Linked DNA regions of Homo sapiens: region 2 is linked to region 1. Evidence: read pairs that join two places in POLR2A ChIA-PET (ENCODE). Cell type or tissue: OCI-LY7. All regions are shown on one strand. Links, peaks and the distances in the headings refer to the core of each region. The heading gives the core; the rest is flanking DNA.

Region 1 (5,534 bases), core at 882-4,881:
TGCCACCATGTCCAGATAATTTTTGCATTTTTAGTATTTTTAGGGTTTCATCATGTTGGCCAGACTGGTCTCAAACTCCTCACCTCAAGTGATCTGCCTGTCTCGGCCTCCCAAAGTGCTGGGATTATAGGCATAAGTCACTGCGCCTGGCCCCAAATTCATATTTCCAAGGCCCAGCCCCTAGTATCTCAAAAGGTGAACCTGGAACAGATCCTTCCCTCATGGCTGTCAGAAGGAACCAACCCTGCCAACACTTTGATCCCAGACTTCCAGTCTCCAGAATTGGGAGAAAATAAATTTCTGTTGCTTGAGTCCTCCAGTCGGTGGTACTTTGCAGCCTGAGCGGACGAATGCATATATCTTACAAACCTTTCATAAGAAATCTTTCCTCTGTAGGCCCAAGTAATTTGATTTCTTAGTGTGATCTGATATCGTTTGAATTATCACTTAACTTGGGGGAATTAAATAAGGCACTCTGGACATACGCAGCCCCTCAGGAACACAGCTTGGTGAGTGGATGATCCTTTTGTTTGAAAAAGGTGCCCCTTCCTCTACGCAGTCACACCTCACCCTGGGACCCTTGATTTGGCAAGCAGAGCCAAGGCTGGATTTCACCTCCCACAGTCCCCCTCAGTGGGGTGCCTTTGTACAGTGTCCAACCTGCCCAACGATCTGCAGTGAACCTGCATGAGATCAGGAACCCCTCAGGAATAGGGATTATCTTAATCTTTTTGGAGGCCTAAGACTTAGCTTGGGGCTGACTCTCCAAGCACCCTCAGCCAACGTTAGTTGTTCGAACAAAGGCAGCTTGGTTTTCTTTGGGGGTTGAAGGGAAACAGGGAATAATTTCACCACACTTTCAGCTCAAAAGTCTCCATAGGTCTCTACTGCCTTCAGGAGGAAGTCTTACCATCTGGCTTAGATTGGCCTGGGCTAACCTGAACTGGTCAACCATCCCATCATTACCTTCTAACACTGCATCCCCTTCATTTGAAGTGATCCACTCATCGTCCTCAACCACACCTGGCACTTCCTGCCTTGCAGGTGCTGCTTTCTTCTCCTGGATACCTTTCCCTGTTCTCCTTTAACAGCAAAATCCTAAGTTGACCTGAGTCCTCTGTAATGGCTCGAGACACCTTCTAGCCTTCCAGTCGTCTGAATGGCTATGGTATTACTGCATGCCCTGCTTAGTCCTGTGCAGTTTAAGATTCTCCCCACCTATTCCACAGGTATATGTCTTCTGTCCTCAAACTGCTGGGAGACAAAGATACATAGCTTTCTTTTATGTCTGTAAGAGGCCTGGCATAATACTGCCAGTGCACTGAGCAAGTTAGCAACAACCTCATAGAAAATGCTAATGCTGAAAAAATTAAAATAATTCAATGATTATCTATATTCGGACAAAGCATTCTGGAATCACAGCAAGAAAATGTGGCAAACCTCCTTGAGCCCTTGAGCCTCTGCACCTCACACAGGATCACACCCACACCCCCCAGAAAGCTGAATAAGACCTATGCAAACAACCTTCCAGGGAAGGGATCGACAACCACAATCAGCCTTCTGCCTAGTTAATCATAAACCCAAACCTGCCGAAGCCAAGTCCATCGCCAGAACAAGGGGACAATTAGCATTGCCCTTTGCACACAGCTACTCACTGGGAAAATCGTGCACTGATCAGTGCACGCGGCTTCAACTTTCTCCTGACCCCAGAAGATTCTAGCGAAGGGCTGCTTGGTTATAGAAATAGAAAGCCCTTATCAGGAAGCTGTCAATTTCATGACAAACTTGGTATCGGGGAAGCAGATAATGGGCTGTTTACATAGTCTTAGGCGGACCAGGATTCATCTTGGGTCTTAGGGTTTCCCAATTCCAGATATTTCAAATATGGAAAACAGCAAAACAAGTCAAAATGATTTAATACTGTATATATAGCAATAAAAAAACTGAAAAAGTATTATTTTCTAAATCTTTAAGAGTTGCAATTAGATTTTTTTTTTAACCAAAATAGCACAACTGTTCCCCTTCTCTATAGAAAGTTTTCATTAGTTCCTCCCCGACCTTACTTTCCAGAGGACCTGGTAATAAACAAAAGAATGATCCCTTGAGCATTTTTCATCATAGCATCATGCTTTTAATGGAGCAGAGATGAATCCTGGGCTGCTGTGACCCACGGGTAGAAAACACAGTGCTTCTGTGTTTGGGTTTGATCACCCTCATGGAGAAAGTGGCTCCTGAAGACAGATGTAATTAGTTCTAATGTCTGAGGCCTTTGGGGATGTTCCTAAGGCTTTTTATTGAGAAGGCAAAGCAAGCAGAGGTGAGATCTGGGAGGATAAAGTAGAAGGCAATGAGACCCGAAAGAGTTTGGCTTATGCAAAGGAATTTCCATGAGCACCCACAAACATTGGTCCAGGTACTCTCTTAGTCACTGTCCCCTCGAGGATGGGGAAGAGGAAGCTGCCAACGTCACCTGGCTGCTGCATCGACTTCCTCCTCTTGCCCCATCATCCATCTCAGTTTTAGATTTAAGCCAGGACTGATTCTCTGTGGTCTAGGCTGATGTGCAAGTGAGAATCTTGATTAGAAAACCCCCAAATAACTAAATAAATGAAGTCTGTTGCTTGTTTAATGCCTTTAAATAGTGTCTCATTTATAAAATGTATTTACAACCTTTAAAAGTACACTTTGCTTCTATGGGGACTTATGGAACGTTCTGACCTAAGTCCTTGTCAGTAGCTTTGAGAAGGGGAATGAGGTCCCCACAAAGAATCTGGGGCTTCCCATCATCTCCACTTACCTTCAGGCTGGCTGGCTGAGGCACTTGGGTAATGACTTTGGGGAGACAATAACATGTTTAGCTTTAGTCTTTTCTCAAGAGAAAATTCCATCTTGGCAGTGTCCACCAGGGATACTCTGTCCCTAGGTTTTGGAGTATGCTCATTCCCCATGACTGGCAAAGTAAAATTGAACCATGGAGCCAGAAAGTCTGAGTCAGTCTGAGTCAGGCCCTGTAACCCTGCACACCAATCTGTTTCTCAGTTTCCCATCCGCAAAATGGGGTGAATAGCTGTATCTACTATGTAAAGATTGTTCTGAGGATTACATGAGTTATTATCTGCAAAGCACCTAGAACAATTCCTGGCACATAGCGAGCGAGCACTGTCTAAGTGTTTATGAACTAACTAAATAAATGGTCTTAACTTTCTAGGTGCTGATTTTTTTCTCTATCAGGGAAAATGTTTCTGTGTGCTATTTGTGGAATAAGCAATAATGATAGAAGCTCCAAACATAGTCACTTAAATACACTATGAGCACTATGCGTGTGCACATACACATAATATATAAATACACTGAGCTAAACATTACTATCTTCCCCATGTCAAGCTCTGAAGCAACTGAGAAATAAACCCCTGAAATCAAATGAAGAAGTAAATACCAGCATTTTGCTTGTAGAGTTGAGTTGGAGAAAGAGCCCATCTGGGGTTTCTTCCAGAGCATGAGAAGTACCTGCAGGGACCTACCCAGCCAGCCACAGGGGCCTGCGCTGACCTCATCTCTGCTGAGCCCTGAGATCAGGACATAGCTGGGGTGGGAGCGGGCCCTGCCTCAGGCCTCATCCAGGGAGACAGAGGCAGAGGAGAATGCACCATATCAGGCAGGCTGTCCCCAGAAGGCCTCTCTCAATCTCTCCCATTGGATGTGCCTCTCCTCTCATAAGGCGGAAGAAGGCAGAGGCAGATAGAAGCTCAGAGCTCTTCTCTCAATGCTTCCAAAAGGGTAGGAGTTCCCATTTAAGAGGCTGGCAAGAACTCCAGGAGCAGGCGAGAATGATCCCCAAGACACATATCAATGTGAAATACATGTGTTTATATTGTGAAACAGTCAACTCCAGCTTCAGAAGCAGTTTGCTGGGGATCATTGTCCCCTCCAGACTGAACACGGGCTAACATGTAGCTGAGAGCGGGTGTAGACAATAGTCTTGAAGGAGCTGATTGGCGGTTCCGTGGTTTACCAGCAGCACCGGGCAAAGGAATGTGGCTTACCTTTGAACAGACGAAAGAGGGTGGAAGCGTCTGCACCAGGTGTGTGCAGGCAAGGGCATGTTGAGAGATAGGCTGGGTGGTAAAGAGAGGTTCCTTCTCGGTCTTACTCTTGATGGAGTCCGCTGGTTTTCTAGCCTGCGCCCCGCAGGAGTGCCTGAAGGGTGTCTGGTATCAGTAATCTCCTATCCCTAAACCAGCAGGAGCTGGGGAACATTTAACAACCAGCTCTTCAGGATAAACAGCTTTGACTTATAACATGTGCAGATTTCAGCAATCACTGCTGATCACTATAGTTCCTCTCACAGCAACACTCTATGTTAGAGCATTTCCACCATTTAGAGATAAGAAACAAGTGCATATAGATCTTTGTAAACTGCAATAAAATAATAAGGCAGAGGCTGGGCGCTGTAGCTCAGGCCTGTAATCCCAGCACTTTGGGAGGCTGAGGCGGGCGGATCATCTGAGGTCAGGAATTCGAGACCAGCCCAGCCAACATGGTGAGATCCCATCTCTACTAAAAGTACAAAAGCTAGTGGGGTGTGGTGGCGGGTGCCCGTAATCCCGGCTACTCAGGAAGCTGAGGCAGGAGAATTGCTTGAACCCAGGAGGTGGAGGTTGCAGTGAGCCGAGATCGCGCCAGTGCACTCCAGTCTGGGCAACATGAATGATACTCTGTTTGAATAATAATAATAATAATAATAATAAGGCGGAGATTATTTTTTAGTGATTTTGACCTTTTTTTTTTTGAGACAAGGTCTTGCTCTGTTGCCCAGGCTGGAGTACAGTAGCATGATTACGGCTCACTGCAGCCTCAGTCTCCAGGGCCAGTGATCTTTCAGCCTCAGCCTCTTCAGTAGCTAGGACTACAGGTGTATGCCACCATTCCTGGAAAATTTTTGTACTTTTTTGTAGAGACAGGGTTTTGCCATGTTGCCCAGTCTGGTCTCAAACTCCTGGGCTCAAGTGACCAGCCCACCTTGGCCTCCCAAAGTGCTGGGATTACAGGTGTGAGCCACCACACCTGGCCTTTGTTTAACTCTTAAGTTTGCATAATTTAATTTTGCATGATGTCTTTGTTTAACTGCCAGCCTGCAAAACTCCGGAAAATTAACAATCAAGTCTTGTGAGATGATGCAAACAGAAACTACTCGAAGCCCATATGTCATTGCTGTAGGAAAAGCAGGCAGATTTTCACCTGCAAGCATTTCCCTTCTCCTCTGTCACTCTCTCCCTGTCCCAGGTGGGTGGGTGGATCAGACTGAGGCTGCAGCTCATGGCAGGGGGCTGGACTGTGGATGACTGTCTCCTCCCTAGCCGGGAGGCCAGAGGCACTCAGGTGGTTCAAGTTGACCTGCGGGGCTAGCAGGGCAGAGTAGGGCTTCCCTGCACTTTGGTCTCCAGCCCTGCCTCATTGAGGCCAATGGTTTGCTTTCTCTCCTGGCTAGTCTCCAGCTGTGAATGCATCTGGATAAAGACAGGACTGGAGCCTGA
Region 2 (4,786 bases), core at 22-4,021, 140 kb before region 1:
ACACTTTTTTATTATATTTTAGGTTGGTGCAAAAGTAATTGCAGTGTTTGCAATTTTTAACTCCAAAAACTGCAGTTACATTTGCACCAACCTAATACATTATGTATAACTATATGTAAATTTTCAAATAGTGACACATATACTAAATTTACCTCATAAAGCCATAGTAGGTCACATAGCACAGTTGGAACAAGACTAACCATAGCAAGATATCAAGGATTTTGAGTAGCTATGCCGTCTCCTGAATACAAGCATCTCTTCTTAATTTCTCCCGTTTGAGAAACAGAACATCCTGTGTTTGTAAGTTTATAATCCAACCCATCTTTTACTTGCTCAGACCTCCACTAACAGGCTGAACAAGGTGCAGACTTTACTTTTAGAAAATAAAACAAAACAAAAAAACACAAAAAAACCCAATTTCTGCTAAAAGTAGATTTCATCTTGCTGACGATTCTTAAGTAACTTAAACTGTCCCTCTACAGTTCATCTTTGATACCTCCTACTCATCGCTATTATCTTGAGTTTTACTAGCAATGAATTCTAGCACACAAGAAAAAAAAATCAGAAATGCACCCTTCGTTTACTAATTACAAAATCAACAGACCTCAGAAAGACGGGACATTCACTTCTATGCACTCCCCTCAATTCAGGGGTGGAATTGGGTTGCATTTTTGTATCTGTGAGTCTCAGCGTGTGTAAACTCATGTCCTCACAGATGCCTGAGGTTTTCTGCTAGCCCAGCTGATCTTGACCAGGAATTTATTTAATGTAACTGAGTAAGTATGAAGTCTTATCAGGGCTATTGGAGAAAACTGGTAGATAAATGTTTTTATACTCAGGTAATTAAGAAAATGAATTCCAAAGTAAAATACTCTGAAAAGCATGACCTAAAGATACTTTGTACAATAGCATCAATTTCTTGGCTATCATTTAGGCCTTCTAGAAACTATTTTCTTGGTCTAGACATTTACTATTGGCTGTATTTCCTTTGTTTCTATTTTTCAAAGCAGTCATACAACTTCAAATCGAAATGCCCCAAGCTGTATTTATTCTGATCATTTCTGACATTCTTTACGGTAAAGTCAGTAGTGACATTTATATTACTCATTCCAATTACATCATCATTTTTGGTTGCTGTTTTTGAATTGGTAACAGTAAAGCATTCCTTAATCTAGTGTTATCACTCCTTCCTCTGCCTCCTACTTCCCAATTTTTACCTTAATAACTGCTACATAATTTTTTGTAGTATATATTTTCAGGCCTCTTTTTCTATATGTAAAAAAGGCTGCCATAGACTCACTTGTATGATATCGAAGTCATGTTTCTCAAGATTCCCATTTTCATGATCTGCTTAGCCATCACCCTTTCCCTGTGGCCTCCAGATGACTATCTATTGTTTTTATTCATTAGAACTGCTTCAGTCCTTGTGGCACAGAACACGAACTAACTCACTATGAGAGATGAACATACTTCCAACCCCAAGACTACACCAGGATAATCTAGTCTCATAGAAGCAGGGAGGCATTTTCCTCTATTTTATCCAACTTGCACTGCCAAACAAGGTCTGGGCCTTTTCTCTCTTTTTAATCCTTTCATTCCAATTGTTGGACATGTTTTCCATATAGGAGATTTTAAAACTCTGCTATTTATTCCCCAAGCACCCTCTAATTAGCTATTTAGTTCCCATTATAAGTGTGTTTGTTGCCATTTAATTAAGAGCAGTGATACGACAATTCCCTTTTTGTTTTAAAAAGATATCACGGAAATAAATCTCCCTGATCAGTTATTTGGTTATTGCTACTGTTTTTTTTTTTTTTCTATTCCCGAAAAATGGGCTTGCTTTATTTTGCTCTTTTTAGTCTCTCACAACAAATTTTCCCCTTTTTTTCATGATTTTCACTTCCCGTTGTAAAGTTAGCTCACAGTGTTGAAATGCCCTCTTTGAACACATATTTTTACTTCCTCATCCTCCTCTCCCTGTGGTAACCCAGGCTTCTCTATTGTAACTCAACATTCAGCAGGTATACAGAGACTGCCTCCACTACGTGGGTTTCAAACTGAATAACTCATTGTTGGGTCTGGATCTGTAAAAAGGTGAAAATAAATAAATCTTCTTTTATAACTACAGGAATGTATTCTGAATTATCTGCCTCCTACTGCTGTTCCCCTCACAGTGCTCCAAGCCTGTGCCTCTCTCATCTTTCCAATACTATCCTCATTGGTAATTTGGCAAATTCAGGAGACCTTCGCCAAGTCGAAACAAACATAGAATAAAATTATCATGGAGGCTAAATAAGAAAAGGCTGTTGATGTTGGAACTTAAGAAGAAAAAAATTAGAAGTTTAACTCCCACTCCTCTTTTTTTTTAAATGCAGCAGAATCAACCATATTTGGGCACCTACATATCATTCACTTGGCCTTGTATTGATCTCTGAGGGTTTTTTTTTGGTGGAGGCGGGTGGGTAAAGGGGAACTAGTAAATCCAGGGCAATTCATTAATACTGTATATCGTCCAATTGTTAACAAGCATACTTAAGCCAGGTTTAAAAAGTTTCTTTTTAATTCAAAACTAACATGCGTGCTAATTTGATACAGGTTTTGTCACTGATGGGCAATATGGAGAGAATGTAAAAATATCTAACTTCAAACAGAAAAAAGAAACAACTGGAATGAAAAGCTATAAACAATAGGTAAGGAAACACAAACATTTACATTTTAACACAGACCAAACAGGCAAGAAGGGACTTGCTGGCCAAAGATATCTCATATTTTGTTTTACTTCTCTGTTTTTAAAGTATCAGGAAGTTGGGCCAAATATCAACTCTCTTCTATATTACATGGACCTCCCAATACTGTTCTTGGCTAGCCTGTTCACGGTCCAAACTGGCATTTTAAACCAATTCTAATTAGGTTGAAATTACAGTTACAATTCATTTACTTCAAATCCGTTAACCTTCCAGTGTTGCAAAGAAGGCTGTGGAGTGGAACACAGAATTCAGCTGAGATGATATTTAAGGCATAGCTAGGGACTGTGATCTTGCCGACAAAAATATTACTTATTTCCTTTTTATGAAAAGAATATTACCATCAGAATCCAAGACCTCCGAACTTCCCTGCTGAAGGCACGTTTACGTCTTTGGACTCTGGTGTACCAGGGCCTGAACAAGCTATAACACCATGGTATTACCAAATACATCCTAAGTCATCAAAACAGCTTTTTAGGCTAATTCTGTAAGTACAGCAAAACACACAGCAAACTTAAGGTTTTCTTAGTAGTAAAAAACATGTATCTCTCATACTGTAAAAAATAAAGGTGTTCCATGGGAGGGAAGGAGTAGGGGGAGAACAGGTTGGGGCTCAAAATAAGCAAGTAGGGTTATTGTAATCTATTTTAAAGAAAATTCATAATTTTAAATCTCTCTTTAGTTCAGAAGATTGACGTAGAGGATTTACCTACAGAACTTCAGGAGATTCCTAAGAAGGCCTTCAGTGATCTTTTCATCAATATCATCAGGCCTTATCATTGTTTCACATTTGCTTCTCTTTACCATAGGGAATATAATAATTATTTACTGGTTAACTTCCTAGGGAGATTGCCTGCGGCTTATTTAAGATCCAAATTTTAAAGTAATAATTTCTGTTGAAGCTGCTTGTGAGGTGGTTGGGTGGGCAGATAGAGTGAAGCCAGGGACACACACTAAATGAGCCCGGGATGTAGGCAGGTTTTGATGTTTTGCTTGCTTTTATCCCTAACATTTTATCCCTTCACGTTTACTGTCTCACTGAACATTTTGTCTACTCTTCTAGTTATGCAGTGAGCAGGTCTCCTCCAGGAAGAAGCCTCTTTTTATGAGGATTGGGGTGGTGACAGACAATAATCAAATGGTCTGATTTCTCTGCTATCCTTTCCTTTCCCCTAAATGTTCTCAGGGGATCTGCTTGAACTTTTTTCAAGAGCTCTGTATTTGGATTTTTAGTAGCCTATAGATTATCACTCAATAAAACAAATTAATTGTTTTTAAGTGAATTGCCAAAAGTCATTTTAAAAAGGAAACTCTATGGTTATTATGGTTTCTGCTAGAAAGAATTCTGACAGCTCATAAAAGCAATATGTATAATTTTTCATTTTTTAGAAGAAAATAAATACTTTCATGTAATGGCTTGAGACTCTGAATTGCTCCAATTCCTGAAGATTATTTATTAATCATTTAGTCTTTTAATATATTTGAGTGTGGGTTCCCTGGCAGAGGAGGGAGTTCAGAAGAGACCCTGATTTCCCCCCCAAAAGGAAGCCACAAATCTCTTAGAGCCCTAGTGCATTGGGGCAGCCAGGTTTTAATGGCCTTTGGTGGTTATCAGCCCGTCTTGCCTCTGCTCTTTATCTGATAGTGACCCCATGGCCCAACCCTGTTGGGTCCCCTCTCAATGCGGGTGCCCTAAAGAGTCATCGCTGAGTCCATTTAGGCAAAGGGTTAGAATGATTTAAAAGTAAAATGGTCTCCCAAACCCAAATCTAAGTAAACGGAGGGAGGGAAAAAAGAGTCAAGCAAGCCACCACGTTCCTTCGTTCCTTCTCCTCATTTCCACCCCCACTAAAAAACAAAACAAACAAAAAAAACTGCTTTTAGAAAAGTGAGTGGAAAAAGAGGCCAATCTATAGACACAGCCAACTGCAAATTTCGTTTTGTTTTAGAAATCACAATCTAAGTGTGGAAACTGTATAAAGCTTAAAAATAACCGCAACAATACTTTTTTAAAAAGTGAATATTCGTCGTTGTAATAAGAT

Evidence for each region. Peaks named below come from ENCODE experiments on the same cell type or tissue, not always from the same donor. Only the 100,000 strongest peaks of a DNase experiment are listed, where the experiment ranks them.
Region 2: POLR2A ChIA-PET joins it to region 1 with 6 read pairs; 12 of 35 experiments call an interaction of 5 or more read pairs at or near these places.

Annotation. Positions count from the first base shown.
Region 1 is chr21:35,018,174-35,023,707 of GRCh38, forward strand. The region is part of intron 2 of RUNX1 (RUNX family transcription factor 1); the gene reads right to left. Among named protein-coding and RNA genes, the nearest start is that of RUNX1-IT1, 18 kb to the right of the region's middle. In OCI-LY7, for the core only: no CTCF peak of the experiment used is centred there; DNase peaks (open chromatin) are centred at 978 and 2,458.
Region 2 is chr21:34,880,888-34,885,673 of GRCh38, forward strand. All of the region lies in intron 4 of RUNX1 (RUNX family transcription factor 1), which reads right to left. RUNX1-AS1 (RUNX1 antisense RNA 1) reads left to right here. Exons shown (of 2, transcript NR_186614.1): 2 at 2,596-4,165. Among named protein-coding and RNA genes, the nearest start is that of RUNX1-AS1, 47 kb to the left of the region's middle. RefSeq lists a silencer at 2,036-2,085. In OCI-LY7, for the core only: no CTCF peak of the experiment used is centred there; a DNase peak (open chromatin) is centred at 1,984.